Linked DNA regions of Homo sapiens: regions 1 and 3 are each linked to region 2. A link is a loop called in an ENCODE intact Hi-C map of the cell type or tissue named here. Cell type or tissue: dorsolateral prefrontal cortex. All regions are shown on one strand. Each heading gives the region's core, and the rest is flanking DNA. Links, peaks and the distances in the headings are about the cores only.

Region 1 (11,070 bases), core at 1,912-9,911, 65 kb after region 2:
ATGGAACTTTAGTATGATTCCATTTTGGTTTGGTCTATTGGGCATAGGAAAGGATCTCAATTTAAATCAGTCACCTCCTATAAATTTTATTTAACACATGTTATGTTAATAAACTTGTTTGTTTTTCTATGGTTAATCTTCATTTGTTACAAGGGGTCCCACCTAAGAAGTATGAAGGGTAGAGGAAAAAAATTTTTCTCCCTTACAGTTTCAATTATACATCTTTTTAAAAAAAGTTAGTGATGTCCTAGAGTTTTCCATTTACATTTACAACTAATATAAGTAAATCTTCTTTCAAATAACATTACACCACTTCATATGTAGTACAAGTATCTTAATGACAGAGTATTCCCAATTCCTCCCTCTCATCCTTTATGACGTTTCTGTCATTTACTTCACTTATCTAGAAGCGATCATCACTCAGCACATTGTTGCTATTATTATTTTTAACAAACTATTAACTGCTAAATAAACTGAGAATCAGAAAAATAAGAGGTTATACATTACCTTCATTTATTCTTTCTATAATGCTCTTTCTTTAATATGAGCTTTTGAATTATTTACCTTCTTTCTGAAGAACTTCTGTTAATGTTTCTTGCAAGGCAGGTCTATTGGTGACAAATTCCCTCAGCTTTCATTTTTCTAAGAATGTCTTTATTTCTCCTTCATTTTGAAGGATAATTTCACTCAATACAGAATTTCAGATTGATCATTTTTTCTTTCAATAATTTAAATATTTCACTTCACTCTTCTTGCATGGATAGTTTCTGAGAAGTCTAATGTAATTCCTCCAAAGGTAAGGTGGCTTTTTTTTCTGGCTACTTTCATGATTTTCTCTTTGTCTTTGATTTCCTGCAATTTGAATATATGTCTAGATGTTGATTTTTTTTGTTCATTTATCGTGGTTGGTGTTATGTCACCTTCCTGGATTTGTGAATTGGTATCTGCCATTATTTTTGGAAAAGTCACAGCCATTATCACTTCAAACATTTCTTCAAATGATTTTTCCTTTCACTCTTTCTGATCTTTCTGTTGTTTCCATTATGCATATGTAGGATATAATAAATTCCTCTTCAAAGGTTTGAGCCTGTAAATTGTTAAGTACAACGAGTTCTGAGATCCTCTCCAAAGAAACAATGTATCAATGTGTTCAGCTCCCCGTTCTTTGTTCTTCATTTTAAAGTTTAACTTCCTCGTTCTCCTCGTGTCCTTGCCCCTAGTTTCAGTAAATAACCCACCAGTTCTAATCAGTCGTTCACATGTGTTCTCCTGGTCACCTGCTCCTTCCTGAGTCACCCCTGGTCACTTGCTCTGACCTAAGTCACCTTTAGTCACCTGTTCCATAACTGTCTTTCTCGCCAAAGCTACTCACCCTGTCACTCCAACTCATACCCCACTGTCTTTAAAATAGCCAATTGGAATTAACTTAGACTGTTTGGTCCAACCCTAGCCAATAGGGGAACAACACAGCAGTAGGGGCTACCTATGTCAGGAATAAAAACCCCTTCCCCTCCCTTGTTCAGGTGTGCTCTTGCCATTGCTCCATCCACGAGTCACACCCTTCTATAGAAGTAAAATTGCCTTGCTGAGAAAATTAAATTTATGTTTTAGTGCTATTTCTTTTGTGGCACCAAAAATTTGCTTCTAATACATATGTCACACTATTTGTAATTGTCCCATAATTCTTGGATACAGGCATACATTGTGTTATTACACTTCACTTTATTGCACTTCACAGATATTATGCTTTTTACAAATTGAAGGTTTGCGGCAACCTTGTGTCAAGCAAGTCTATTGGCACCATTTTTCCAACAGCTTGTGCTCACTTCATTAGCATTTTATATGCACTGGGAAACCAAAAATTTAGTGTGACTTGCTTTGTTGCAGTGGTGTGGAGCCAAGCCTGTAATATCTCTGAGGTGTGCCTATATTCTGTTCGATTTTTTTCGTTCTTTTTTTTATTCTTTTATTTTCAGTTTGGGAAGTTTTTATTGATATATCTTTAATTTCACTGATTTTTTTCTTTGGATGTGTTCATTACAATAGCTAAAGCATGCATGTGGTACAAAATTTGAGTCAAAAGAGTATACAATGAAAAGGAATTTCTCCTACTTCTTTCTCTGAGCCACCACATTTTCCTTCCCAGAGGAAACACCTGTGTATACATGTAAGTAATCGTGTCTATGTTTCCTTTTGATTTTTTAAATAAAACTTATAGCATAATATATGCATTTCTGTATCTTGCTTTTTTTTATCCTTCAGTATATTTTACAGATAATTCCATATCAGTATACATGATGCAGAAACTCTAGAATTTCAATTATTTTCAATGACTGCATAGTAACCCATTGTATGTATGGCTATCCTATAATTCATCAGTTTTGCACTGATGGGCATTTAAACTCTCTTATCTTTGCTATATGAATTTAGAAATGAATTTCCTTAGTCACCCGTCATTTCAGCATGTAGGAGTACACCTGTAAGATAAATTCCTAGAAATAGAATTGCTAGGTCAAAGGTTTGTAAATTTGCAATTTGGGTACTTATTGTTAAACTGTTCTTCATAGCATTATTGCCAATTTCTGCTTCCATCAGCAAAGTATAATAATGCCTGTTTTCCTGCTACTTCCTCAATTACAGTATATTTTAAAACTTATATTTTCTAAAATGAAATATATTTTTTTATTTTGAATAAAATTGAGCCCTTTTATTCTGTATTGGTGTTTTCTGTGAACTGTTGATATTGTGTTGATTTTTCTAATGAGCTGCTAATACTGTTGAATTATAGGTACTTTCTCATGTATTAGGGAAATTAGTCCATCGTCTGTGACATGAGTTGCAATTTTTCACCCAGATTGCTGTCTGCCACTTTTAGTTTATGTACTTTTGCTGCTTTTAAATTTTTTTAAGTAATTGAATGTATCATTTTCTCTCTTACGGCATTTGGGTATTGCTTTATAAAATTTCCTGTGCTACAGAATGTATGAGGATTTAATGAAGTACACTTATACTTCATTTTTTCCATTTAATCTTTATCTGGAATTTATTTTGATGTGAGGTATGAGTTTGAGTTGGGATCCAACTTTACTTTTTCTAGATGGCTACCCAGTTGTGTCAATATCATTTGCTGAATTTTACAAGTTTTTTTAAAAATCAAGAATGTATGTTGAATTTTAACAAATACCTTTTTTGCATTTTGGAGATGACAAATTTTTCTTTTTCTTTATAACGATGTTTAGAGATGGGAGGTCTCACTACATTGCCCAGGCTGGCCTAGAGCTCCTGGGCTCAAGGGATCCTCCCACTTCAGCCTCACAAGTAGCTGGGACTACAGGCACAAGCCACTGTACCCAGCTATTTCTAGTAAAATAGAAATACTTTATTATAATTTTTATTTGATTTAGGATTTTTCCAGTAATATTCATGAGTATGAATTTTTTTTTTTTTAATTTTTTAGAGATGGAGTCTTGCTCTGTCTCCCAGGCTGGAGTGCAGTGGTGTGATCTTGGCTCACTGCAGCCTCCACCTCCCGAGTTCCAGCGATTCTCCTGCTTCAGCCTCCTGGGTAGCTGAGATTACAGGCACACACCACCAAGCCTGGCTAATTTTTGTATTTTTAGTAGAGACAGGGTTTCACCATGTTGGCCAAGCTAGTCTTGAACTCCTGACCTCAGGTGATCTGTCTGCCTTGGCCTCCCAAAGTGCTAGGATACAGGCGTGAGCCACCGCGCCCGGCCATGAGTAAGAATTTCTATGGTCAATGTATACGTATATGCTGTATGGGTGTTTTATGAGACTTTGGTATAAATGTTATGCTCACTTCATGAATAGAATTTGAAATGCTTCCTCTTTTTTCTGTGCTTAAGGCAGAATCAACAGCAACCAACTCTCTGTTCCTTAAGTTTTCACAGAATTATCCTATGAAATAATTTGGGCCTGGTGCTTCTGTGGATTCAGCTATGGAGAAATGCAGTTCTCTAATAACATCTATTTCTTTTTTTCCTTTATTTTGAGACCGAGTTTCGCTCTTGTTGCCCAGGCTGGAGTGCAATGGCACAATCTCGGCTCACCGCAACCTCCGCCTCCCGGGTTCAAGCAATTCTGCCTCAGCCTCCCGAGTAGCTGGGATTACAGGCATGTGCCACCACGCCCGGCTAATTTTGTATTTTTAGTAGAGACAGGGTTTCTCCATGTTGGTCAGGCTGGTTTCAAACTCCTGACCTCGGGTGATCTGCCCGCCTCGGCCTCTCAAAGTGCTGGGATTACAGGCGTGAGCCACCGCGCCCGGCCAACATCTATTTCTTCTATGGTAATTGGTCTACTTAGAATTTCTATCTCTGGAATGTTTTGGTAAATTATATTTTCTTGGAATCTTGTCCATTTCATTCAAGTTTTCAAATTTATTATGTAGAACTGACTGATCATGCAATGCTTTTAAGTTTTCCTGTATCTATGGTTATTTCCCCTTTATCATTTTGTATTTTGATGTGCTCCTCTTTCTTTCTTGAGCCAACCACCCTATTGTTGCCTTTTTCAAATCTCTTATTAGTATTCCCATTTCCATTTCTATTTTTTATTTTCTTCTTTTATTCTTACGAATTCCTTCTTTCGGCTTTTCTTAGGTTTACCTTGCTATTTTTTCTGAATTATTTAATTTACTTTTATTTTGAATTTTTAAAAGCACTGTATTGGTATATCCCACAGGTACTAATATGCAGAGCTTGCTCTTTTTTTTTTCATTTTTAAGATATTCAGTAATCTCAGTTTTGAGATGGTTAAGAGGATTTCTTAATCAGTTTTTTTTTTTTTTTACATTTTGAAAATGTTATACAATTTTGCATTGTTTTATTCTCCACTCCTTTGTATCCTACGACAGTCTCCCGCCCCGTTTCTTCACCTCAGTTCTCTAAAGATTGAAGGTCAAGAGGAGGGTTTCTTGCCCTGGAGCCTGCGATAGGGTGGGCCCTTGCGGTTCTTGGGCGGAAACGGCGATAGGGACACCCAGGGCCTAAGGAGGCTGGGGACAGAGCAGATCCTCCCAGCCCCCAACATCACCCCGGAGTAGATGCAGACCCCCAGGGTCCCGGAGGCCGAGACCACACCCCGCGGGCACGAGCCCGATTGGCAGATTGTAGCCGAGTGGTTTCAACGGTGACGCCCCCCACCCGAATGCCTCGCTGGGATTGGCTCATTTCTTGGTTCAGACCTGGACGGTGGCCAGAGGAGGACAAGAGGCTTTTACACCGAACGGAGGTGATGTGGACGACAACGGAGACGCAGCCGCACTTCACCAAGCGGCCGGTCCGAGGGGACATGGCGGCAACCTCTGCAGCGTCAGTGCTGCTGGCGGGTGCAAGAAACTGGTGGCGACACTGCCTGAGCCCGCTGCTGTTGCCAAGGTGACGAGGCATAAAGCCGCGGTGGATCGGTGCGTGGGGGCGCGGGGTGGGTGGTGAAGGGAGAACGAAGCTCGAGCGGAAAGACAGGACCGCGACCGCTTGTCAGGGGATTCGGCTTCCAGTCCCCCTTCCAGAGGGCGTCCTTCTGCAGCCAGGCCTCTGTCTTCCCCCGCCCCCACACGGTACGAGCTACAGAATGCTTTTCTGTTTTCTCTTTTTCTATAGTAAGGAAGCGCTTTCCTTTCTCCCCCGTTTATTCATTTGCTTACTTCTGGTTCCCGTGTCCTTTTAACATGTCCCCCCGTCATTCTCTGTTTAAGGACACAAGATGTTCCAGGCTCATCTTGTACTTAGCTCCTGCCTTGGAATCAGACATTTCTCCAAAGAATCCTGGTTCCTTTTTTTGGAGAATGCTATTTTACAGCCGTATCTGGGCTGTAGGTTGTGTTCGTTGCTACTAGGATGCCATCGCTTCTAGACTGTCTCAGCAGACAACGCTAGGAAATTTTATGTATATATATATGTAGAGAGAGAGAGATGCAAACACACATATTTATGTACATATGTGTGTGTATGTACGTATATATACATGTATATTTATATGTATACACACACCCTCCCCACACACATCCATACATGCATCAATCCAGGCACATCTATATCTGTTTTATATCTATCTATCTACATGTATGTTTAAAAAACAGCTGACTTCATACTGTTAACTCAGTTCCAGTGCAGCATCTCACGGTTCAATCAGATTTGCCCTTTCTGTAATTGTAACTGTTTTCTGAGAGTGAGAAAGCTGGCTCTCCTTATCCACAAGATATTCACTTTTTTGCTCAATCGTGTGCAAAAAGTAGATTCAAAATTGCTAACCCATACCACTGTGTAAAAACAGACCAACTAGCCAGAGTTCAATATTGGTTTACAGTTATGTTTGTCTTTAGTTTCTGTAATTAAAACTGTATTATACAGGTTATGAAGGCAGTCATAGAGGTTTTATGACTATAGAGGTTACAAAGTCTCTATAATTAAGATGTGGAACTAGTGTGTGAATAATATAAAAAGACAAGTAGAATAGAATAGAAAATCCAGAAATAACCCCAAGTGCAGGTAGAAAGTTAAAGATAAAGGTGCTATCACATATCATTGGAGCAGAGTTGGGCTTTGTAATACACAGAGCTGGGCCAACTGGTTGGCCATTTGGAAAAAGATAAAATTAGATCTACACCTTATAGCGTAACAAAAATGAAGTCTAAATGGATCAGGGATCTAAATGTGAAAAATGAAACAATACAAGTACTAAAAAGAAAAAGGCTTTCTAACTATGACTCAAAAAACCATAAGCAATAAAATAAAAAGTTGATAAATTTGACCACATAAAACAAATAGCATGGCAAATACATCATAAAGTCAAAAGACAACTGAAAAAAAAAACTGGATTGGGAGAAAATATCTGTAGCACGTATCACGGGTAAAGGATGAAGATCTTTCATATTTAAATTTGAATTTTAAAACTTTTCCAAATCAATTTTCTCTGTTTACATTCAGCAGTGGCAAAGTGACTTTATCTTTTACATAAGAATATGTCAAAAAAGTAGCAAGTTATACTGCTTTTAAAGATAAGAGTCATCCGTTTAAAAATACTTATTATATCATGTGTCTTAGGGCCCCAAAGGAAACCCTAACACAGGAATTCCTGTGCAAATAATTAGAAAGTTTCCAGGAAAAAATCACAGGGTAATAGAGAAATAGAATAGAAAGGGAAGGAAGGCCAGTGAGCAAGCTGCTCTAAGCCTGTTCCCCTGGAGGTGGCTCAGTGCTGCTTAACTCTAAGTCAGTGTGCATGGTCAATCCCTGGAGTCGTCCTTACCAGAGAACCAGCAGGCTGGTGTGTTTATGTCTCTACCGAGTCATTAGTTAAGGTCTGCCCTCAGGGAGACCTAACTTCCCAGATACTTCGGGTTTTATAAAAATATAAAACATCATACTTAAGACTTAGTATAAAGTTGTCCATTCAGAACCTTCTTTTTAACTATTGTCCCTGTATGCAGGGAGTTTTTGTTTCAAATTAAACAAAAACTAGGGTTGCAGATATGGTTTATAGGACTGTATCTCAACAGACTGACAAACTGAAGCTTTCTTTCTGGGTAGACTGGGATCCATGCCTTTTCTGTTCACTGTTGTCAAGTTTAAATGCAGTGTGCAACATGAAAACCGCAGTGATGTGTTATTAGTTGGGAATCTTTGTCATTTGGGATATCTGCATGCTATCTGTTTTCAGAGCTCACTGCTGTATTAGCTATGAAGTAAAGCTTGTTTTAACAAAGCAATAGGCTTCATTAAGATCAAGGCTGTGTATAAGTCATGGTTTCCTACTGGAAAGATAATTATCTTTAAGGTAAATGATAACCAGTGAATACATATCGGAACAACTTCCCTGGAGATGTCAATGCAGAGCTTATTCCCTGTTTATACATCTTAAACACAGAATAATAATGTAGGAAATGTCTATTTTGATTTTTCCTAGGCCTTTTTTTAGCCAGTGATATTTAGGATATGGGAGGGAAAATAGCCTAATGAAGCAAGTTGCTACACATGAATATCTAGAGGTGATACTAAGACTTTCGAAAAATAGACTTTATTTTATTTTTAAAATGGTTTTAGGTTTCCAGAAAAAAGTTACAGGTTTACAGAGAAGATAGTACAAAGAGTTCCCATATACCTTGCACCCTATTATTCCTGTTATTAACATTTTATGTTAGTATGGTAAATTTGTGGTGTAATTATATTATGGTTATTATGATACCATTTTTTTCTTTTTCTTTTTTCTTTTCTTTTTTTTTTTGAGACGGAGTCTTACTCTGTCACCCAGGCTGGAGTGCAGTGGCATGATCTCAGCTCACTGCAACCTCCACCTCCCGGGTTCAAGTGATCCTCCTGCCTCAGCCTCCCGAGCACCTGGGACTACAGGCGCACACCATCACACCCAGCTAATTTTTGTATTTTTAGTAGACAGTGTTTCACCATATTGGCCAGGCTGGTCTCGAACTCCTGACCTCATGATCCACCTGCCTTGGCCTCCCAAAGTGTTGGGATTACAGGTGTAAGCCACCTCGCCCGACCAGTGTGATACAATTAATGAACCAACATTGATGTGTTATTATGAACTAAGGTCCACAATTTATTCAGGTTTTCTTAGTTTTTATGTAAAGTGCTTTTTCTGTTCCAGAATCTTATCCAGGATACCACATTCCATTTTGCTGTCATGTTTCTTTAGACCCCTCTAGGCTGTGACAGTTTCTCAGATTTTTCGTATTTTTGGTGACCTTGACAGTTTGGAGGAGTATTACTCAGGTATTTTGTAGGATATCTTTCTGTTAGAATTGACTGATGTTTTCCTCTGGATTAGACTTGAATTTGGGGCTTTGGGGAGGAAGACCACAGATATAAAGTGTGATTCTCTTTTTTTTTTTTTTTTTTTTTTTGCGACAGAGTTTTGCTCTTGTTGCCTAGGCTGGAGTGCAATGGTGCAATCTTGGCTCATTGCAACCTCTGCCTCGCGAGTTCAAGCAATTCTCCTGCCTCAGCCTCCCGAGTAGCTGGGATTACAGGCATGCACCACCATGCCTGGCTAATTTTGTGTTTTTTGTATGGGGTTTCTCCATGTTGGTCAGGCTGGTCTCGAACTCCCGACCTCAGGTGATCCGCCTGCCTTGGCCTCCCAAAGCACTGGGATTACAGGTGTGAGCCACCGCACCCAGCCTAAAATGTGATTCTCATCACATCAGATTGAGAGTTATGATGGTTGCTGTTGACCTTAATTACATGGCTGAGGTAGTATTTGAAAGGGTTCTGTGCTAGAAAGTTACTCTTCTACCCTCCTTCCACTCTGTACTATTAGGAAGGATATCACAATGTCCAACTCACACTTAAGTGAAACATTTTTTCCTAACTTTTCAAAAGGAGCAGGTTGTTTTGGATGAAGCAGATAAAAATGTTGAACCAAGGAATTAAGGATCAAATCCATGAGATTTACTAGAAATTAAATACAAGTACTCATGTGTGCACATGAGTTTTCTCCAGCTGGCAGGTTGGATTCATTGTTACAATATAGCTGTGAAGTGCTATGTTGTCCTTGCCCCCTGCTCAAAGCAATTGTTTCCCACAATCTCTGTCTCACTCGGTTCTATAGTAAGACATGGACGCTTGGTCTCAAACATTATTTCTCTAAGTATTGTTATGAAACTATTACATCTCCTTAATTGATTTGCCAATATAATTAGTCATTGTCTTTTTTTTTTTTTTTCAGAGTCTCACTTCATCACCATGCTGGAGTGCAGTGGCACTATCTGAGATCACTGCAATCTCCGCCTCTCGGATTCAAGCGATTCTCGTGCCTCAGCCTCCCGAGTAGTAGCTGGGAGTACAGGCATGTGCCACCATGCCCAGCTAATTTTTGTATTTTTGGTACAGACCTGGTTTCGCCTTGTTGGCCAGGCTGGTCTCGAGCTTCTGACCTCAAGTGATCCGCCTGCCTCGGCCTTCCAAAGTGCTGGGATTACAGGCGTGAACCACTGAGACTGGTCAGTTATTGGCTCTTTTTAAAGATTGTGTTGCTTTCTGCCTCAATATTAATATGTTGGAAGTTACCAAGAAGTTCATGACAGATCTATTTCAAATTCTGGTGAAGAAGGAAGAATTGGCCCTTGAAAGAATCAGTGTTTTACAATAATTTTGAAAGAGGGTAATGTTTTTCTAATTGATATACATAAAAACCATAGCCAGGGATTTAAAATTTACCTTCTTGTTTAAGCTCTGTACTAAAATTGCAGAAACTAGTATCGTGTCTTACCATTTGTAATAAAGCTATCAGAGAAAACCCAAGGAAAAAAACAGCTGTACCAGATAGAAAAACTGAGTTGAACCTTTTTTTTTTCTTTTTTTTAGATGGAGTCTCACTCTGTCACCCAGGCTGGAGTGTAGTGGCGCGATCTCAGCTCACTGCAGTCTCCATCTCCTGGGTTCAAGTGATTCTCCTGCCTCAGCCTCCCAAGTAGCTGGGATCACAGGTGCCCACCACCATGCCTGGCTAGTTTTTTGTATTTTTAGTAGAGACAGGGTTTCACCATGTTGGCCAGGCTGGTCTTGAACTCCTAACCTCAGCTGATCTGCCTGCCTCGGCCTCCCGAAGTGCTGGGATTACAGGCGTGAGCCATCGTGCCTGGCCTGAGTTGAACCTCTTTTTTAACAACAGGGTACTTTGTTCTAAGATTTGGTACAGTAATATCTATATTTAAGCAGAATTAGTAAAATCAATGAATAACTATTCTCTTCCAATGGTAGGGATGAGGTATAGAAATCAAATGGCTTTTTATTCCAACTCTGACATGAATTAACATTTTCTTCTTGGGAATACTATAAGGAAGGAAATTGTATGCTCTTTATGACAAGAGATTGACCAGTCAGGTTGTTCCTTGTAGAACACAGAGTGAAAGGTATCCGGGCTTCTAAGAAACAGCATATGCCAGTTTCTGGTGTGATAAGAGCTGCTCTTCCCTAGTATTGCTAATTAAGATGCTATTAATATCTGATTATAGTTGAGCCTTGAACGACATGATTAGGGGCACCAACCCCCATACAGTCGAAAATCTGCATATAATTTGACTCC
Region 2 (11,070 bases), core at 1,119-9,118:
GAGGGTTGATGAATGTGCATGAGTCAGGCCTAGAAGAGGGGCAGAGGTGTGCCACAGAGAAACACCTGAGCAAAGCCGTGAGACAGGTGTGGTGTCTTTCCCTCACAGCAACAAAGGATTCCCCACATCCTTATATCTGCATTAACGCGTGGCATATGGCAGTGGCAGGGAGGAGGAAAGGAGGAAATTGATGAAATATATTTAAGTACTAACTTTGAAGAAATGCATTCAAAATAAATCCATAACCTTCTCTGAAGAAATAAGATGGGCAAAAGAAAAAACTAAAGAAAAAGGTGTAAAAGAAAAAACATATTTTTCAAGTGGGTTTGGTTAAAGCAATCAACTTCCTAATCTCCACAAGTGGTATCAGACGCCAGGCAGCCTCTCAGTCACAAAGCTGCTGTTTACCTCTAAATCATAGAAGGCAGGTGGAAAGCAGGCAAAATACCACACACCTGGCCACTGTGTACATTCTAAACCACACTATAGTCAAGGGAGGGGTGGGGGCTCATAAGCAATGCAAACCCATGGAGGGAAGGCCTTTCCCAACCAAGTCTTCTCTGCTGGAGGTGGACACAGCACTGCCTAAGGAGGGGGTTTAGACCCCGCTCTGCCCCGGTCTGTGAAATGGTGGTGACCAATGTGGACTCTGCCCACACTCCATCCCCTCGAAGACCTGGGCCCATACCGATTTAAGCGGCATAAAGAGTTGAGGCCCAGGCTGGAGAGGGTGGAAGAAGATGCCAGAAAGCATTTCTATCATGGGCTCAGCTACAAGCACAGTTTTTTTCCCTGGCCTTGTAGTTTCCTTGCTCTGTGCCTTAGTTTCTCCATCTGACAATGCAAATGACAACAATCTGCCCCTAATTTTCTTATTTCGGAGAGAGAAATAACTCCTGACACAGTTGGAGTTCCCTAAACAAGGGTCATGTGTCCTAGACAACGCGACCCAGGAAGCCAGAATAACCTTTAGCTAAAGCAACAGCCTAGGCCGGGCACGGTGGCTCAAGCCTGTAATCCTAGCACTTTGGGAGGCCGAGGCAGGCGGATTACTTGAGGTTAGGAGTTCGAGACCAGCCTGGCCAACATAGTGAAACCCCTCTCTGCTGAAAAAAAAAAAAAAATACAAAAATTAGCTGGAAATTGCTTGAACTCGGGAGGCGGAGGTTGCAGTGAGCCAAGATCGTGCCACCGCACTCCACCCTGGGCAACAGAGCAAGACTCCATCTCAAAAATAAAAAATGAAAATAAAGCAATAGCCTAAGGAACAAAGGCAACACAGCTGCTCAGTTTTCCATCCACCCGACCATGTTTACTCTGTCCCTCCTGTGTGCACAAGAGAGTCAAAACTGAGGCTTGTTTGTCATTGTTTTCCAGTCCCTTTCCACATTCCTTGCTCGTGACTGATGGGTGACAGAAGCCAGCTGGGTTATTATGCATACCAGGGTACACCATGCTCATGGAAGTATATGTCTCAACCCAGCCCTGCCACATGGGAAGTGTGGAATAAAGCCAGTGCCTAAGGCGGCAGGACACTGTGCTCAGCTCACCTGGGGATGCTAGTCAGGTAGGTCATGACATTCAGGAAGTCTTCATCTGGGATGTGTTTGAACCCCGAAAACTCTGGGAACGTGATGATGGGGGCGCCATCCTCCCCTCGGCCTCCTGCAACAAAAACAGGTGGTCAAAATGTTAGCAAAATGTTGTCCTGTCACACCTCTGCAGGGAAGTTGGGCGAAAGAATATCGGTCACCTCTTTTCCTACCTATATTATCTCAGACTAGAATTTGGGAGAAGTTAACACAGTTATTTTGAACAAGTCTCTCTTCTCATTCATGCTGGCTCCATGGCATTGTAAGAATTCAATTTTTGAATCCTTTGAAGAGAGTTACTGTGTAAAAGGAAATACTGATTTAATTATTCAGCATAGGTAGAATAGTAAATAATGCCAACACAAATATGTAATATTGCTCTTCATTTTTGTAGTCAGTAAATGTCAAAAGTAATATTGCATGGTGGTTAAGAGAGTTAACGCTAAAATCAGACAGCCTGGGTCAAATCTGCTTTGCCACATTGTTGCTATATGATTTTTGGCAAGATACTTAATGTGTTTCTTTCATATTTATATATACATATATATGTATGTATATATATAGATATATATGACCTACCATTTTATTATATAGGAATAATGCTTGTACCTACATGGTAAGGTGAGGATTAAATGACAGCACAAATGAGAAGCACCTTAGCAGGGTGCTTATTATATAAAACTGCTCAAAAAATGGTGACCATGATTATAATTATTATTATTACAAGGAAGCAATAATCAGCTTCCCTTCAAGAATTTATAAATAGTAATTTAAGATATCCCTGTGAAAGTAAAAATATGAAAATTCACATTTAATTCAGAGCAGAGACCACCAAATTCAATAGATTCTATTTCCCAGTCCCCTTGCAGCTGCATGGAGCCATTTGACTAAGTTCTAGCCCCACAGTCCCCAAACTGTGTCGCAGGTAAGCAGGGAACCACAGTAAATTCATGGGAGCACTGTGACTGTTTTAAATTTTTGAGGGAAACACAGTGACAGTTGACATCTGTCAGACACCATATGCACTACTACTACCATATGAACTACTTGAGGTAGTTCCCTATTTCTTTTTCCTTTTATTGAGACAGAGTCTCGCACTGTCGCCCAGGCTAGAGTGCAGTGGTGCAATATCGGCTCACTGCAACCTCTGACTCACAGGTTCAAGCGATTCTCCTGCCTCAGCCTCGTGAGTAGCTGGGATTACAGGCGTGCACCACCATACCCAGCTAATTTTTGTATTTTTAGTAGAGACGGGGTTTCATCACGTTGGCCAGGCTGGTCTCAAACTCCTGACTTTAGGTGATCCACCCGCCTCGGCCTCCCAAACTGCTGGGATTACAGGCATGAGCCACCACGCCCAGCCCAGGTAGTTCCCAACTTCAACATCAAATTGCATTATATTCTTGCAGATGGTGTTGCATCTTTATAAAGCTGGGGGTTTGGTACTTGCTGGAATAAAAAGCAAAAACAGTGTGCAAATCAATGTGGAACAAGACATAAAGGTGGTGATATCTAGTTTGATTGCAAGGTTTAAGATAGTTGTAGTTATTTAAGAATAAAAATGAGAGAAAAAATAATATTTTAATTTATATGTATTATTTTTTCAAACAGCTACTAAGTTGTTAGGACATAGATACATATTAAGTTGTTTGACATGTTAGTTATTGCTTTTGGCCTAGGGGGGCCATGAAAAAAAGACTGAGATGCTAAGGCGCAGAGAATTGAGAGGGTTTGGGAACCTCTGCCCTAGCCAGTAGTATAGGAGCTTAAGCTGCATGCACCTCCCAAGTTATGTCCTTGAAGAGAAACCACTTGAAGAGGAATCATGGCTCTCAAGGCAAGGCCAACTACAAATGACTGAATGTATTCAACATATCTGAGACACACATATCAGTGTGGGGTGTGGTTAGTGGGGACTGTGTGATTAATGAGGATGTGTGGTCCACGAAGAAACTATAGAAGAGGAGGACTCAGAGGAGCAAAGGCGGGCAGTGTACAGCCAATGCTATTCTAAGGAGAGAGGGCCAGCCCACTCTGAGAGTCCAACCCACGTTACCAGTCTATCTGATGACACCACTGTAAGATCATCCAGCCAACTCTCTGGTGCTGACTCCAAGCCTGATAAGAATCTTCTGTTTATAATCTGATTTTCCAAGTAAATTGTAAACTTGTTTCAAGAAAAGGAATGTGTTATTGAGCAAACATAAGTATATTATGTAAAGAATAAGTTAGCGCTGTGGTTTTTCTGCATGAGTCTCTTGTGAGTGTTGTTAATATGGGTCTTAGGTGCTCAGAAACCAATTGCTGTAGAACGAAACCATGTGAGATTTGTCTGGATGGTCAGTCATCCCTCCACAGAAGGTACCTCTTTATTAATCCTATATGTTTACTCTAAATTTCCAAAGATGAGATCTACAGATTAGATGTTTATCAAGACAAGTATATTGAACTACCTCATTACAGTGACTGATGAGGATATTAACAGCTTTCATCTAATAATATTCTTCCTCTTTGCAGTTTCACAACTATGGGAAGTTTCAGAGAAATGTGCATTCAGAGAATTTGCGTCTTTGAAAAGCTAAATTAAGATGCATTATAACACTGTAGTAATTGCATAATCAACATTTGCTGAGGGACTGGCTAAAACATTTCAAGGAACTGAAATACCCTAAAATATTCACTAGAATGTGATTATGCCATTTAATTTCACCTTTTATTATTATTATTATTATTATTATTAGATGGAATCTCGCTCTGTCACCCAGGCTAGACTGCAGTGGTGTGATCTCCGCTCACTGCAACCTCCGCCTCCCAGGTTCAAGCAATTATTGTGCCTCAGCCTACCGAGTAGCTGGGATTACAGGCACATGCCACCACGCCCAGCTAATTTTTGTATTTTTAGTAGAGACGGGGTTTCACCATGTTGGCCAGGCTGGTCTCGAACTCCTGACCTCAACTGATCCGTCTGCCTCGGCCTCCCTAAGTGCTGGGATTACAGGCGTTGAGCCACCACACCCGGCCAATTTTACCTTTTTATAGTTGACTGTATTAAAGCCATCCTCACCTAAATGAAAAAAGGTGAAGTTTTCTTCTACCTTGGTTACTACCAATACTGAACAGCAGAGAGGCCCTAAGGTTAACTGTGCACACCCACCTACTGTTGAATATTAGTCTTAAGAGGCAGAAGCATCAAGGAAACAGAGCTGGACTTAACTGTGGGGCAACCTACAACATGGCATCTAGTGCCACCTTCTGAGGAAACGCGGTAATGCAATAGGAAGAAAGAATAATTATTCCAAAGTCCAGTGCATTCCTTGAATGCAAGGAATACAAACAACCCCAAATTATTTGGTACTAAGTAAAATGATAACTTAAAATAAACTTTACTCCTCCTACTATGATTTTGTACCTTTTCATTAAGTGAAAGACAAATAGTTTTAGTGCAGAAAACATTAAGCGCTTGGGGTACATAAGGTGATTGCTGAAAGGGCCCTGGTGATAGCTGGCATGAAGGCTTCATGCACAGGTGAATTGAGAATACAGGAAATCCTACAGGAAGATGGCAAAGACCAATGATGGGGAAGGTTGCAAAGCATCTTCCTACTGCTCTTTGCCTTCCAGTATCTATTTTCCCTTTCTCCTCTACACAAGGTTTTAACTGGGGAAATGGCAGAACCATTCCCTGGTAAGCACTTTGGAAATCTCAGGGCCTAGGATACTAAATGACCCATTCTCCATAATAAAACAAAGAATTGCCCCACATGCTACGTGACTTCCAAATGTCTTACCAGAGGCTTAATTTAAGTGAAAAATCCATTTAAAATGCTCTGAACCTAGACTCTGTTTTTACAAATAATCATAAAGAATTTTTATATTTATTTATTTATTTTATTTATTTATTTATTTATTTTTTGAGATGGAGTTTCACTCTTGTTGCCCAGGCTGGAGTGCAATGGCACGATCTCGGCTCACCACAACCTCCGCCTCTCGGGTTCAAGCGATTCTCCTGCCTCAGCCTCCCAAGTAGCTGAGATTACAGGTATGCACCACCACACCCGGCTAATTTTGTATTTTTAGTAGAGATGGGGTTTCTCCGTGTTGGTCAGGCTGGTCTCTTAACTCCCGACCTCAGGTGATCCGCCCACCTCGGCCTCCCAAAGTGCTGGGATTGATTACAGGCGTAAGCCACCATGCCCGGCCAAGAGGTTTTTTTTTAATCTTAATAAAGTCACTCCAGGTATCTGATCACCCCACCACATCCCAGCATTTGCACCCATCACATTTTTGGTGACTCCAAATTGAGGGGCAAGCACCTCTTTCATTATTCTCATGTAGCTAGACATGCATGTGGAAATACATACTATTGAAAGATATGTTACTTTACTATAATTAGTTTCCTTTGATTCCTCCTTTACAGTTCCTTATATTTTATTTTTTAATTTTTAAAAATATGTGCATAGGTAGGTGTGGCTGTTCACCTAAGTTTTCCCTTCCTGGGCATATAGCTACACTACATTTCCCAGCTTCCCTTGCTGTTAAGTTTGTTCAAATGACTGTGACAAGTTCAAGTCAATGGAATGTGCTGTATGCTATCTCTGAGCTGAGAATTTTAAGAAGCACTATGCTCCTTCCATGTTCTCTTAGCCTGTCTGCTCCCCAGACACGCATAACAACAATAAGAACCAGAAACTCAAAGGAGCCTTCATTCCTGAACCTCCACATGGAGAAAAGTTGTCTGCTGACCAGGAACATACATGCAGAACTGGTAAAAGAGTAAGAACTTAATTTCTGTTATGTGTGTTTTGAAACCGCCTTTTCAAAATCATGACTGAGACAGTGAAAGGGATCTAACTTAACCCACTCCATCTTGCTTCTAACATCCAAGCTCTCCTTGTTCATTCCTGGGCGTAGGCTGAACTAACTTTGGGAGAAATTTAGTTTAGTTTAAACAAACATGGTAACAGCCCTTTCCTAAAGCAGACCTCCATCTTGCCTGGGGATTAGATTGCCTTTGTAGGACTAATATTAGCCACAAGATTAGAAATGATGGTTTAGGAGTCATGCAGCTGGAGGCTGCAAGGTCCTGACCCTCCCTAAACTGCTCCTAAGATCAGTGCTTGAGATATTTTGCAAACCCTGCACTTGATGGATCAGCTGGCACCATCCAGATCAATAAATGGGTTTACCTGATCTGTGGCCCCCCGCCCAGGAACTGACTAAGCACAAGAAGACAGGTCCGACTCCCTGTGATTTCATCTCTGGCCAATCAGCACTCCTGGCTCACTGGCTTCCCCCCACCCACCAAGTTATCCTTAAAAACTCTGTTCCCTGAATGCTTGGTGAGACTGATTTGAGTAATAACAAACCTCCAGTATCCCACACAACCGGCTCTGCATGAATTACTCTTTCTCTATTGTAATTCCCCTGGTTCTGTCTGGGCAGCAGGCAAGGTGAACCCCTAGGGTGGTTACAGTTGGAGCTCTATACTCTTTGGAGTATATTCGTTGTAGTTGTTGAGCCCACCCTTGCAGATATAGTATCTATAAATTTTATGTTAGGATGGCAGAGGGCAATACAAATCATTTGTTATAAAAAGGAGATATTCAGTCAAACATGACTGAGAACCTTCCCTCTCACCTGCACTACCGAATCCAACAGCCACTAGACACATGTGATTATTAAGCACTTGAAATGGAACCAGTCCAAATTGAGATATGCTGTAAGTATAAAACACAAACTAGATTTCAAAGACTTAGAATAAAAAAGGTAAAATCCCAAAAATGTTGAATATCGAGTACATGTGGAAATATTATTTTAGATATGGGTAAATTTAAAATATATAATTAAAATTCATTGTATCTGTTTATTTTAACCTTTTTAATATGGTTACCATAAAATTTTAAAGTACATGTGTGGCCCACACTGTATTTCTATTAAACAGTCCTGCTCTAGATGTCGCCCCTTGGTTCTCACCTCCCAGGTTTCAGGTCACTAGCTCCATATGTAAGCTAGGAGTTGGGGCTCCGATCTCTTCCTTGGTTTGACATTTTCCATTGTTTCAGTTAGGAGCCTCCCACTCACCCCTGGGAGCCCTACCCTCCACCAAACCTGGGCTTCATTGGTGTGTATGAGGTGAAACTGGGGACTCTACAAGCCTAAGAGTATTGAGCAGTTGATTTCTTCATCAATTATTTTCAAAAGGATTCAAGCTGCCACAAGAGACAGGCAGAGAAAGGGAGCAAAGAGGGAGAGAAAGTGAAAGAGAGAGATTCAGTTCACAATAATTCCAAGTGGGAAACAACCATCAAGATAAATATAAAAGGACAATTCCTTATAATTAAAGGAAAGGAGCTGTGGCAAACGTTGATTGATGGCTAATTCACTCCCAGTCCCCTTTTCCCTGACCACCGTCTCCTGTGGCAGTTAGAAAGCTAAATGCTTGCCTTCTGAGATTCTCTTGCTGCCAGGGAATGGCTGTGTGACAGAATTCTGGAATGAGACATAAGCAGAAGGCAGCCAAGAGTTTCTACAAACAGAACCAAAGAAGCCAGCATTTTCCTTCTCCTTCTTCCTGCTTTGGACACTGACCTAATGTCTGGAATTGCAGCAGCCACCTTGAATCAAGAGTTGACAAATAAGAAGAAAACATCAAGAGAATCATAAAGATGTCAGCCTTAATGTCATTGAGCCACTGATCCAATACCAAGAGTTTCTATCGTCAGACCTCGTTATGCAATTTAAAAAACAAACCAACAAGTCTCAGAGGCTAAGTTCCCTTGTAGTCAGATACCATGCTGAGTGAAACTTTTCTTCTTACAGATGAAAAACTGGGGTTTGGAGCCACCTACTGGTTGTGTTGGAATGTGAACCCAGAATTGTCTGGGTCCAAAGCCCAGAGTGTTTCCACCACACTAACCTGCTTATACTCTCTTGTTTCCTAGCTAAGCCCTGAATTTAGAAATATCCCAAGTTCACTGTGAACATGCAGGTGTCTTCCAACGTCAGAGCTACCAGAGGCCCCAGCCCTGGTCAATATCCAATTCCCGCTGGTGGCCCTGCTCACAGGCTTCGCATCCAGAGGCCGCAAACCATCGGGCCACAAATCTGGGTCAGGCTTCATGTAATGAGCCTCTGCTCTTCTACCAGCCGTGGGAACACATGCACAGTTCAGCAGACCAGGCAGCTAGGGCTGCATTGAGGGAAAGGCTCTATCCTCTCCTTCACAGCCTTCCCGGTTGACAGGGTCTCTGGCTCCTTCCAGAGATCAGTGAAATTGGTAGAAAATTTTGTAGGGAAAATCTTTACCTTACTTGCCTGAATCAGGAAAAGGAAGCTGCTATGAGTTGAGGCTGAGGCTGCAGCTCTTAGGCTACCACAGCCATGGGAAAAGACCTAATTAGAGAGATTTCTGTTTTACAGCAACAACTATACAGGCCCCCACAACAGCCTCCTTGCTGACACTTGCTGTTTCTGCCAGAATAAGAGAGATGGTTAAAGATGAAAAGCAGGCCTCTGATTCCAAACAAAGTGCTGACTCAGAGAGACCCACGGCTGCCGCTATTCTTGCAGACTTGCAAGGCTGTAATTACTATCACAGCGAATCCATGCTTCTGCTTCATAAGAAAGGCAAATTTGGGCCAGACACTCTGGCTCACGCCTGTAATCCCAGCACTTTGGAAGACTGAGATGGAAAGACTGTTTGAGCCCAGGAGTTCCAGACCAGCCTGGGCAACATGGCAAAACCCCATCTCTACAAAAAATTTAAAAATTTTGGGCATGATGGTGTGCGCCAATGCCTGCCTGTAGTCTCAGTTAACTCAGGAGGCTGAGGTAGGAGGATCACTTGAGCCTGGGAGGTCAAGGCTGCAGTGAGCCAAGACGGTGCCACTGCACCCCAGCCTGGGCAACATAGCGACACCATGTCTCAAAAAAAAAAAAAAAGCAAAGAAAAAAAGAAGACAAACTTAAATGACAAAAGGAACTCAGAAATGAAGGGTTATCTTTATTATGGTCAAAGTACCTTCCTAAAGCAGAAGTGTCTTCTGCGCCCAGTGTGTGTTTCCACAGTTCTCTGTTCTACGTTAGGGAGTGACAATTATCTCTATTCCTGACTCAATGGTGGCATTGTATACCATATTTATTGTGAGCATGACATTGGTTCCTTATAAAAATTATCTTACTTGTAATAGAACCCCAAAATAAACATTTTATAGAACTATAAAAAGATATCAGAAAAAAAGAGAAACACTTATTCAGCAGTTGCAATACTAAGTGTTTTTCATACATTATGTCATTTAATCCTCAAAATTACTGGCTGGGTGTGGTGGCTCATGCCTGTAATCCCAGCACTTTAGGAGGCTGAGGCAGGTGGATCACCTGAGGTCAGGAGTTCGAGACCAGCCTGGCCAACATGGTGAAAGCCCATCTCTACAAAAACACAAAAATTAGCCGGGCATGATGGCGGGTGCCTATAATCCCAGCTACTCAGGAGGCTGAGGCAGGATAATCACTCGAACCTGGGAGGTGGAGGTTGCAGTGAGTTGAGATCGTGCTATTGCACGCCAGCCTGGATGACAGAGCAAGACTCCATCTCAAAAAAAAAAAAAAAAAAAAAAAGAAGTTACAATAACCCCATCATACAGATGAGGAAACTGAGGTTTAGAGAAGTAAGTTGCCCAAGGTGATGCTGCTAGTAAGTACAGAATCCAAATTCATATCTGGAGCTGTCTGATACCAGTTCATGTTTTTTTCTATATTGCCTCTAAGTCATAAGAACAGAAAGAAAGGCCTCAATAATACTCAAAGGAGATAAATTTGGATCATAAATGTATTAATTAATCTGTCACTAGACTGATTCCTGAGATGAGCCATTGTGTAATTATATAAGCCAGAATCATGCATTGAGGCCTCAGAGCTTTAGTCTAAGGCTCTAGGAATCTACCTGACCCCAGCCCACCCTGTCATCCATTCCAGACCTTGAGCTGCATGGTGGTCTCGGGGCCTTCTGTGGTAGGGCAACAGTTTCCAGGAACCCAGAGAACAGACCCCATTCTGCCTTTTGTCTTGCGCAAGCCCAGACTCACAGTGGGAAGCCATGAGACTGTGCCTTCAGGAGGCTGGTTAGGTCCTCCCACAGGGGCCAATGGTGCCTAACTAGGCATCTGGGGAGCAGGGAGACCACCGGCCTCGCAGAATAGACCACAGGGACTTGGATATTTTTGTACTGAGCACCTTTTATGTTCCAGTCTCTGATCTAAGCATTGGCAATACAGACAGAAAGAAGAAAAAGGAGGACCCTGTATTTATGGAGCTTTCAGTGACTATGTGCGCAGTGACTGATATGGCGGAAAGACCAGAGAATTCCCCCAGAATGTCCTGGATTGTGTAAGATGTGGTCACCCAGGAGGCAATGCTGGGGTGGGGAGAAATATCCCAATAATAACTGAGTTCGCATCTCCTTCAAATCAGTGGGATGAGG
Region 3 (11,070 bases), core at 1,564-9,563, 670 kb before region 2:
GCCACCCATATGATCAGAAAGGTGTAAACCATACACGCTCTGCTTTACTGCCGGTGTAATTTTATTGCTATGTTCCCAGTCGAAAAGGTAGGAGCGGGGTGTTATCTATCAGGACATGTGCACTTTGCACACCCTGGATTCAAATCTAGCACCCCTAGCTCAGGGAGACCTCAGGTCTGCCTCACAGCTGCCTTTTCCGAATCAACAGCAAAAGTGATCCAGTGGTATATTCACATCCTGACCTCCCACCCTCTGCTAGATCTCAGTCCAGTCATTGTTCACTGTGTTGTTTAGTCTTTGATGTATTTTAGAAAAAAGTTTAATACATTTCATTCAGCTCTTTAGTTGCAATGCCTGAGAAAACTTACCCTCTCAGTTCCTGCCCCTGAAGTTCCTGGAGCTACCTATAGCTTGGTTACTCCTCTACCAGTACTTACTGAGAGCCTACTATCTGCCTGACCCTATTCTATGCTCTAGAGATTCTGCAGTAAAGTCCAGGCCTCAAGGAGTTGACATTCTGGCTGAAGAAAGAGATGTTAAACAAGTAAACTTGTCTAAATAGATTGAGAGGGTGAACTACACAACGTCCTGGCAAAGAGCTTCTTAGGCAGGTGAAACAAATCCCAAGGCCCTGAGGCAGGACAGTCAGAGTGCCTGGAGCAGACTGAGAGAAAGGAGGGTAGCAGAGATGAGGTCAGGGTGGCCAAAGCCAGACTGCATAGGGACTGGTAGGGTTTTATTCTAGGTTTAATGAAAAGTCCTTAGTGTGGAAAGATTTGAAAGACTTGTGTTTGTATTAAGTTGCTCTGGTAGCTTTGTGGAAAATAGCCTACAGATCTTTTCTCTGATTCTAATCGAACACACTCCAATACATTTCTTTTCCCTTCTGAATTAGCTACAGTCACATAACCACAAAAGAAAAAAAAAATCCTAAATCATATACCTAGAGTGGTGACTGCAGAGAAACATGAGGTATTTCATTCGATTTGGAGGAAGACAGTGAGGACTCCTATTCATATTCCAGGCTGGGAAATTAGCAGCCATGGGTGTACAGGACTCAAGCCCTACTATGGCAAGTCTGGCCTCCCGAGACTCTGACTCCTTCTTTGACACAGCCACACCTACAGCAAAAGACTTGAGCAACGTGCTGCTGCCCAGCCCCAGGTGGTTCTAGGAAGCAGCCACTCTCCTGAAACAATCAAGGCCCTGATTTCAACCTAGATCACCTGTTCTGATTTCTCCCTCCTTCATCCCCAGTGGGCACGTCGTTACCCTCTGCCACCCAATGCTTCGATTGAGATCACCTGTGTCACCTGACATGTTCTCAGAATAGAAAATGATCAGGCCCTGGCACCAGGGATAAAAGTTACAGGTAGCAGATAGGTAACCCCTGAATAGTAGCTGAACACATAGTCAAACTTACTAGTGCAGAAACCAAACACATTCATAGACTGGTGCAAAACTTCATAGAGCAGTTTTTGACCGCCCTTGAAAAATAAAGTGGGAGAAAGCAATTCTGGCATAAATAGAAAGGCCGATGCTCACGTTAAAAACTCTGGAGAAAATGGTGGGCCGGACACAGTGGTTCATGCCTGTAATCCCAGGAATTTGGAAGGCCAAGGCAGGTGGATCACCTGAGGTCAGGAGTTCGAGACCAGCCTGACTAACATAGTGAAACCCCATCTCTACTAAAAATACAAAAATTAGCCGGGTGGGCGACTGTAATCCCAGCTACTCGGGAGGCTGAGGCAGGAGAATCACTTGAATCTGGGAGGCGGAGGTTGCAGTGAGCCGAGATCGCACCATTGCACTCCAGCCTGGGCGACAGAGCGAGACTCCGTCTCAAAAAAAAAAAAAAAAAAGAAAGAAAATGGTGTCCTTGTAATCCCAGCACTTTGGGAGGCAGAAGTGAAAGGATTGTTTGAGCCCAGGAGTTTGAGACCAGCCTGGGCAACATGGCAAGACCTTGCCTCTATTTTTGTATTTAATAAATTTTTTTAAGAAAATGGTTTCCCATTTCTCAATTTTGTGTGAACAGATGCTAAATATCACATATACTAAGATGGGCCATGAAGTCAAAGTAACCGTTTTTATTCCCATGTATAGCAACACTTCATCTCCTCAGAATCCAGCTGTCTAGACATTTCAGCTATCCAGCATGTAGATATAAGAAAGGCGGCAAACAAAAACGTATCCAAAGAATTCAAATATATTTAACAAGTTTTACATTTTAAAGTATCTCTTTTATCTCAGGTTATTCACATTTATCTCAGTTCTCTTTTATCTTAGTTCTTTTTTCCCTGAGTTGTACACTACATCTTGATGTTAGAGGTGAGAGACGGGCTACCATAGGAAACAACCAGAAATAATAGTCTGCCCTCTAGAGGCCAGAGTAAAAATTTGAAAATACAGATGCAGTATCTCAAAAAATACAGCAATTTTGTCTCTGGGCAAACAGCACTACGATTTTCAGTGAAGGCATTGCAGCACTGTATGATAGCTGAAGTATACAATGATTTCCCTTAAAGATCAAGATCAATGCTTGAGCATGGGAGGTCGAGGCTGCAGTGAGTCATGATTGCACCACCGCAATCCAGCCTGGGCAACAGAGCAAGACCCTGCCTGAAAAAAAAGTGTCCAGAGGTCCAGATCAAGATCAAGAAAATGTTAAGTTGTTTTCCTGGAAGGGCAAGAAACGTGTATTGCATTATAGAACAAATCCCACTAAAACATAACCAGGATTCATTTTGTAAAGTGAGTGAATGTGAAGGTGTAACTCACCTGTTCAAAACACCATTTTACTTGGAGTAACTTTTTTTTCTTCTCTTCACATGTGATTAGATAAGCTCTAAGAAACTAATTGTGTGGTGAAGAACCTGGGTTCTGATATCAGACAGATCTAGACTCAGTTAACAGCTGTGTGACTTTGGACAAGTTACTTAACTTCCGTAAGCCTAGGTTCCTGATCTCTAAAATGAGATTATCAGTACCTCCCTTACAAGGTTAACATGAGGATTAAGTAAGATGAAGCATTGTGAGGCCCTTCCGCCTCACAGTAATTGCTCAATAAATGAAAACTATTACTTCTACTATCTCAATACTGGAGACAGCACTGCCTAATAACTATGGACTCTGCAGCCAAAAGGCATAGGCTCAAAGTTCAAATCCTGGCTTGGCTACTTACATAATAGTGTGACCTTGAACAAGTTACTAAATCTCTCTGTGCCTCCATTTCCTGGTCTTTAAAATAGAGACAGTGATTGTACCTACCCGATAAAGTTGTGAAGAGGATTAAGTGAGCTAAGGCAGGGGTCTCCAACCCCGGTGAGCGGTAAGCGAGCATTACTGCCTGAGCTCTGCCTCCTGTCAGCTCAGCAGTGGCATTAGATTCTCATAGGAGTGTGAACCCCACTGTGAACTGCGCATGCGAGGGATCTAGGTTGTATGCTCCTTATGAGAATCTAACTAATGCCTGCTGATCTGAAGTGAAACAGTGTGGTCCCAAAACCATCTCCCCAACACACAGTTTCTGTGAAAAATTGCCTTCCACGAAACTGGTTCCTGGTGCCAAAAAGGTTGGGGACCGCTGAGCTAATGCATTAGAATTGCTTAGATCAGGGCCTGGTGCATAGTAAGCACATTTAAGTGTTGACTGTCATTGCTGTTAATGACTGATCATGCCATTGTTAGGAAGCACTTTTCCTCCTTTGATTTAGCCATGACTTCCTCCTTTGTCCTCCCCTGGCAATCATGTCATATACAAAGTCCTTTTATGTGTATCATCCCAAATGAGTCTTAGGACATGATACCAATGTTTATAAATTTCACACAGGTATTTGTCCAAAACAATATTTAACTGAATCATGAATCCTAGTATCAAACAATACAAGTATCACATCACATAATAATACATTTTTAAAACTGAAAGAAACTAACATCTATAGTTAGAAAAATACGTTCCTCCAAAGCAACATGGTATTGGTACAAAAACAGACACATGGACCAATGGAACAGAGTAGAGAACCCAGAAATAAAGCCACTATCCTACAGCCAGCTGAACTTCAAAAAGTCAACAAAAATAAAGGCCGGGCGCAGTGGCTCACACCTGTAATCCCAGCACTTTGGAAGGCCGAGGCGGGTGGATCATGAGGTCAGGAAATCGAGACCATCCTGGCCAACATGGTGAAACCTTGTCTCTACTAAAATACAAAACATTAGCCAGGCATGGTGGCACGCGCTTGTAGTCCCAGCTACTTGGGAGGCTGAGGCAGGGGAATCACTTGGACCAGGGCGGCGGAGGTTGCAGTGAGCCAAGATAGCACCACTGCACTCCAGCCTGGCGGCAGAGTAAGACTCCGTCTAAAAAATTAAAAAATGAAAAAAATAAAAAATAAAAAGTCAACAAAGTTAAGCAATGGGGAAAGAGCTCCCTATTCAATAATGGCACTAGAATAGCTAGCCAGCCATCTGCAGAATAATGAAACTAGATCCATTTTACCATATACAAAAATTAAATCAAGATCGATTAAAGATTTAAATGTAAGACCTCAAACTATAAAAATCCTAGAAGAAAACCTAGGAACTACACTTCTTGACATCAGCATTGATTTATGGCTAAATCCCCAAAAGCAATTGCAACAAAAACAAAAATTGGTAAGTGGGGCCTAATTAAACTAAAGAGCTTCTGCACAGCAAAATAAACTTTCAACAAAGAAAACAGACAACCTACAGAATGGGAGAAAATCTTCACAAACTATGTATCTGACAAAGGTCTAATATCCACAATCCATAAGGAACTTAAATCAGCAAGCAAAAAACAACCCCATTAAAAAATGGGCAAAGGACATGAACAGATACTTCTCAAAAGATATGCGAGCAGCCAACAAACATATGAAAAAAATGCCCCACATCGCTAATCATCAGAGAAGCAAATCAAAACCACAATAAGATACCATCTCACACCAGCCAGAAGGGTTATTATTAAAAAGTAAAAAAAATAACAGATGCTGGAAAGGCTGCAGAGAAAAGGGAACACTTATGCACTGTTGGCGAGAATGTAAATTAGTTCAGCCACTGTAGAAAGCAGTTTGGAGGTTTCTCAAAGAATTTAAAACAGAACTACCATTCCACCCAGCAATCCCAAATCCCATTACAGGGTATATATCTAAAGGAAAATAAATTGTTCTACAAAAAAAGACACATGCACTTGTATGTTCGTTGCAGCACTATTCACAATAGCAAAGACAGAAGCAATCTAGGTGCCCATTAATGGTGGACTAGATAAAGAAAATGTGGTACATGTGCTCCATGGCACACTCTGCAGCCATAAAAATGAACAAATTCTGTTTTTTGTAGCAATGTGGATGCAGCTAAAGGCCATTATCCTAAGTGAATTAACACAGAAATAAAAAAAAATACCGCATGTTCTCACTAATAAGTGGTAGCTAAACATTGAGTACACATGAACATAAAGACGGCAACCACAGACACTGGGTACTACAAGAGGGAGGCGGGAGAGAGGGGAGTGTAGGCTGAAAAACTACCTCATTCTATGTACTGTGCTCACTACCTGGTGATGCAATCATCCATACCCCAAACCTCAGCATCATCACACAATATACCCATGTAACAAACCTACACTTGTACCCCTGAATCTAAAATAAAAGTTGAAATTATTAACAGAGAGAGAGAAAAATGGAAGCAAGGAAGGAAGGAAGGAAGAGAGGGAGGGAGGAAGGGAGGGAGGGAGGGAGGGAAATAGGTTCCTTATCTCTCTAATTCCTGGAGATTAAAGCTACTGAGTCTAATTGTGAAATCAGTTTAAATAGCTGCAGTTTCTCCCACTTAGCATAAGGTGGCACCAAAGGATGTTTTAATTTGTTGCTCAATGCCTTGGACAAAGTGCTCCAGCTAGTCAGAAAACCTAGGAATACAAGCAAGATCTTCTGAACTAACTGAATAACCCTGAGAAGCCTCAGTTGTCAGCAGCTTCCTCGAACCTTTTGTGCCCAAACTTCTGAAACTGTTTCATCTTGGGTAAGAACAGAAAAGTTCTCTTACAAAAATATGCCTAAAAATATCCTACTGTTGAACTATTGCTGGGGTAGATTGTTTGACACCTGCCAGGAAGCTGTGCTTCCTGGTAAACAAAAAGTAACCCATGTACAGTATAGGAAAGCCATCAAATTTAAAATACTAACAAAAAATCATCAATACTACAACTCGGAGATAACCATAGCCTCTCCCCAAAATTTCCACCTCCCAAATTGCCTATTTCTAGCTTCCCACATTTTCTCTTTCCCAATTTCAGCCTCCCAAGTTCTCTACCAATATTTTCCAGTTGTCTAAATTCACAATATTTGAGACATTTTATTCTTTCCTAACAAAAATAGTAATATCTCCCCTAGAACTGTATTGTTTTAAAAGTGCTTAATCGTTGGAGATCTGTGGCACAGCCATGTGAATATACTTAATGCTACTGAACTACACATTTTAAAATGGTTTCAATGCTAAATTGTATGTTTTTACCACAATTAAAATTTTTAAAAATTGTTTTCAAAAGGAAAAAGTGTTTAACCATTAACATTTTTATACATTTAGTTCAAATTAACTTAAGCAGTCCTGTCCATAGTACATTGAACTGTACATAATACATTGCATTTAAAAATGGGCCAATAAGCAAGCTCATGCTAATAAAATAAATCAAATAACCTTGTGACTTTGGGACTCACTGGGCATGTGTTCCAAAGAACATACCATGCCTAGTGCTGTGGATATCAACAGGGCAAGATAAATGTGAAGGTTAAGAGTAGCCCTTCAACTTCAACTGCAATTTCTCCAGCGAGTTAGCCACAAGGTCCAACTGACCACAGGTGTCTCTTTAGATTAGGTGGTGAGAAAAAGACTGAAAAAGTCCTAGTCTTTGGCAACTACAAGATCATTGAGTGTCTAAGTTGTGAGGAAGGAATAAGAGAAAAAGTGAACTAGTTTGTGGTCAGTCCGAGACTCCATCTAGATTTTAGGATGGAGTGGCAGTGAGGGGTTTTGTAGGAGGGGCTTTCACAGATGGAAGTCATACCAAAGTGAGGGTCTATCATCTTAGAATCTCCAAAGGCAGATGGCATGGGTTCAAACCCTAGCTCTGCCACTTACTAGGTGTGTGGTTAGCTTCACAAATAACTTTATCTTAGTGTGTCTACTATCCTCCTCTGTAAAACAGGAACTACAATGGTAATAAAGTAGTACCTATCTCACAAGATGGGTAAGTAAATTAAAAGAATTAATAGTGTGAGGCCAGGCACAGTGGCTCACACCTGTAATCCCAGCACTTTGAGAGGCTGATGTGGGCGGATCACCTGAGGTGGGGAGTTCAAGACCAGCCTGACCAACATGGAGAAACCCCATCTCTAATAAAAATACAAAATTAGCCAGGCATGGTGGTGCATGACTGTAATCCCAGCTACTCAGGAGGCTGAGGCAGGAGAATCGCTTGAACCTGGGAGGCGGAGATTGTGGTGAGCCGAGATCGTGCCATTGCACTCCAGCCTGGGCAACAAGAGCAAAACTCTGTCTCAAAAAAAAAAAAAAAGAATTAATAGTGTGGCACTTGACATACAGAAAGCACCCGTGTTAGCCAGGATGGTCTCGATCTCCTGACCTAGTGATCCGCCCACCTCGGCCTCCCAAAGTGCTGGGATTACAGGCTCAAGTCTGCTTTTAGCTTCCCTATCTTAGTACACCTAAAAGGGAAAGGAATGTGCTTATTAAGGCCCACTGTTTCACTGAGACCCACTGTATAGGTGTGAAGTTTGGTGATTACCCAGGAGATTTTCCCCAGCTCCTTCTGTGTGGGAGCTGTCTTATCTGTGTTTTACTGTTTGCTCTTTCAGGCTGCTTGTTGTTAGAAGAGAAGTGACTTTTTGAACTGCATGAGATTAGAAAGGGAGCTATGTCTGAGCTGCTTTTTGTTAAAAGGAAAGTTTTCTGCCAGGGACTCACCTAAATAATTTCTCTCTGCCTCCTATAACATATTTCCCCCCTCTGAAATGGAATCCCTAACTGCCGTTAGGGGGAATTGGGTGATGACTTCTTCTGGCTACTTCCTGCTGGAGAGGGGCATTGTGTGGGGAACAGCAGCTAGGGCTCCTCCTGGGGTTGATTTAAGGGTTCCTGGTAGAAGGGAGGTTTCATTTTCAGCTTTATTTAAAGCACCATTTGAAGCTTGGTGGTTTCTAGGTGAGAAGAGATAAAGTTTACAAGGGGGCTTAGAATATAGGGTTCAACTGTGAGTATTAAGACTGCCATTATTAATGGGGGCACAATAGGCCATAACCATGACTACTGAGTTTGTTTGATACCTGCAAGCCATTTAAATGGATTGTGCTATTGTAAGTGGGTGTATGGGGCTTGGCTTTGTTTAGCTTCCTTGGTCTCACCTTCCCTGAAAAAAAGGAAACCTTGGGGTTATAGGTTACCTGTCAGTATTTGTAGGATAATTGCCCAGAACTAGAACATGTTTCCAGATTTTTACATTACCCATGCTTTTTTGTTTCCTTTGAGCTGCAGCCAGAGATTGACAGAAATAAACAGGGTTAGTTTAAAATGTAGGCAAGAACTTAAAAACAATTAATGAGACTACAAGCCAATGACAGATGTATAAGTTTTAAAACATAATTTTTCTCTCTTTAGTCCTCATTTTTGTTAAAAACAACTTATGGTAGGACTGAGCTGTTTGCAAAACAGACTTTAGTTTTAAACTTGGTCTGATTATTTGCATAAAGTCCAGCAAGAATAACCATCTTTTAGATCAGCTTTGATGGAAACTTTTTCCATAAGGAATCTCAGATAGGACCTTTTAAAGCCAAGCCCAGGAATGGGTTGAAACCTTTAAATACATGCGAATTGGGTAAACTTCTTTCTTCTTGAGGTTCCAGGTGCATGGGGTTTCTAGGCCTGTTAGAAAGTGACATTCTTTACTCACCGCAGGCTAGGAGCCCTGTACTGAGAAGCTGTAGTCTAGGTATGAGGCCAGTTTCCTAAGGTGCTTTTTATTGGCTTTACAAGTCAAGCCTGACTCCTTAAAGGGGAACACACCCTTCCAGTCAAAGCCTTGGTAAAACAACCAGTTTTTCCAATTGTGTCCTGTTGCAAAAGAAAATGGATTCTTGTTGCATTGATGCAAACTATATTGTTGTAATTTAAGAATACTTATAACTAGTTTTCAAATTCTAGAGGAACTAGGCAGAGAGAAACAAACACGCTTCAAATCCTATTTACAGGAGTATACTTTACTTAGTTGTTAAAGGCTGTAGCTAGCTCAAGACAAGTTTCCTTGACTCTGAAAAATAAAATAAGGATTAGCGGTGTTCCAAGCAAAAGCCAAAAACTTGCTTCTGTTTTCCATTAGTTCAGTCCATTCTATTAACTTTTGTTTTGCTTGATATTTATAAACATTTCAGCTTTTCATGAGTTCTGTATTTTTGTTGTTGTTGTTATGAGAAACCCACATTTGAGAGCACTTGTTCAAGTCCCACAGCTTGATTATAAAACATCTTTTGAAGAGAATTAAAACAAAACAACAATTATCTGTAAATGACAAAATGTCCAGTTTGGATACTGTCAGAAACACAATTGACAAAGAAACTTGGTTATTTTTATGATTTACAATAACCCAGCATAACAACCTTAATTGTGATTGATTGCACATATTCAGACACTAGAACCCTAGACATCCCATACAGTTGTGGAAAACATGTTAATATTATTCCCTAAAATATAACCTATTAGACATCATTTTGTCAATTCCATGTACCTAAACATGTTAAATAATCCTGTTTACCTCTCTTCTGGATGCTCCAGGGGCCCTCTGCAACACCCCAAAGCCAAAGTTTAGGAAAGACAAACTTCAGACTAAAGTTTGATTTTGGGAAGCCTGTTAAATATGTTCAAAATTCAAAACACTCGATATTATGAAATAGAATTTTAGATTACCATAAGTTTTTTTTATTTGTTTTGTTTTGCCAAAATAAGTCAAAAATTTGAAAAAGCAAAAACCATTCATCAGCCTTTTCTATTACATGAAAATCCTGTTCAAGAGAGGTTAAATTTTACCCTTGCATTAGTATGCTATTAATGTTAACACTAATTTTTAATGAATCCTTATAGACAATCCTATTTAATTTTAACCAGTTTGACCATGAAGTGAGATTTTCACAGACCTGTTGACAAGTTTTCACAACCCTTGACAAGTTTTGGTAAAGAGTAGATTAGCATTGTAAGAAAATCTTGTCGTGCTTTTGTTTTGTGTTTAATTTACAGAAAAAAAAACATATAATACCCTTTTGAATTTAGTTAATATGGTCACACACAGAGTTTCCTTTGCAGGACTAATTTTTACAATCTCCTCACAACTTGCTTAAACCATCCACTTTATTTTATTTAATTGTAAGACAATTCTTTATTCCTAAGCAAAATGTATATTTTCATGCTATCGTATAATTTTTAACTAAAAACATATTTTACTGTTTTTATATGTCTTGCATGCAAATCCATGTTCAGTGGTTTTAATTACAAGTCATAATGGTAATGCTTAGCAATTTTTAACTTTAATGTAAAACCTGCTACGTTTTTTAAATCATGCGCTGGATGCAGATGAAGTTTGACTCCTTCTAGCATAGTTAGGGACATGGCTACTTCAACATGTTCTTGGCCTTACCAGTTGTGAAGCAGGCAAGTTGAAAGTTCTTAAAGGCTAAGGAAGCAGTTTACGGCCAGGCGCGGTGGCTCACGCCTGTAATCCCAGCACTTTGGGAGGCTGAGGCGGGCAGATCACAAGGTCAGGAGATTGAGACCATCCTGGCTAACACGGTGAAACCCTGTCTCTACTAAAAACACAAAAAAAATTAGCTGGGCGTGGTGGCGGGCGCCTGTAGTCCCAGCTTTTCGGGAGGCTGAGGCAGGAGACTGGCGTGAATCCGGGAGGCGGAGCTTGCAGTGAGCCGAGATCAGGCCACTGCACCCCAGCCTGGGTGACAGAGCAAGACTCTCTCAAAAAAACAAAAAACAAAAAAA

What was found. Peaks named below come from ENCODE experiments on the same cell type or tissue, not always from the same donor. Only the 100,000 strongest peaks of a DNase experiment are listed, where the experiment ranks them.
Region 1: it touches region 2 in a loop (2.2-fold over the local background); 5 of 110 quality-filtered maps call a loop at or near these places.
Region 3: a loop joins it to region 2, with 5 times the contacts of the local background. A loop is called at or near these places in 27 of 110 quality-filtered maps.

What each region holds. Positions count from the first base shown.
Region 1 is chr3:183,442,367-183,453,436 of GRCh38, forward strand. It overlaps SNHG33 (small nucleolar RNA host gene 33), which reads left to right and starts at 5,242. Exons shown (of 4, transcript NR_038302.1): 1 at 5,242-5,399; 2 at 9,712-10,146. SNORA63D (small nucleolar RNA, H/ACA box 63D) reads left to right here and starts at 9,493; the gene lies at 9,493-9,624. It overlaps LOC124900564 (small nucleolar RNA SNORA81), which reads left to right and starts at 10,201; the gene lies at 10,201-10,366. RefSeq lists an enhancer at 4,909-5,444. In dorsolateral prefrontal cortex, for the core only: a CTCF peak has its summit at 5,510; DNase peaks (open chromatin) are centred at 5,225 and 7,230; H3K4me3 peaks cover 3,441 bases; H3K27ac peaks cover 2,259 bases.
Region 2 is chr3:183,377,747-183,388,816 of GRCh38, forward strand. MCF2L2 (MCF.2 cell line derived transforming sequence-like 2) reads right to left here. Exons shown (of 30, transcript NM_015078.4): 3 at 1,551-1,665. Among named protein-coding and RNA genes, the nearest start is that of MCF2L2, 45 kb to the right of the region's middle. In dorsolateral prefrontal cortex, for the core only: CTCF peaks have their summits at 4,852 (motif pointing left), 5,064, 8,439 (motif pointing left) and 8,655; DNase peaks (open chromatin) are centred at 4,815 and 8,465; H3K27ac peaks cover 3,199 bases.
Region 3 is chr3:182,708,383-182,719,452 of GRCh38, forward strand. No RefSeq gene overlaps it. Among named protein-coding and RNA genes, the nearest start is that of LINC02031, 70 kb to the left of the region's middle. RefSeq lists cis regulatory regions at 5,753-6,018, 6,796-6,885. In dorsolateral prefrontal cortex, for the core only: CTCF peaks have their summits at 2,405 (motif pointing left), 2,605, 5,880 and 6,079; no DNase peak of the experiment used is centred there.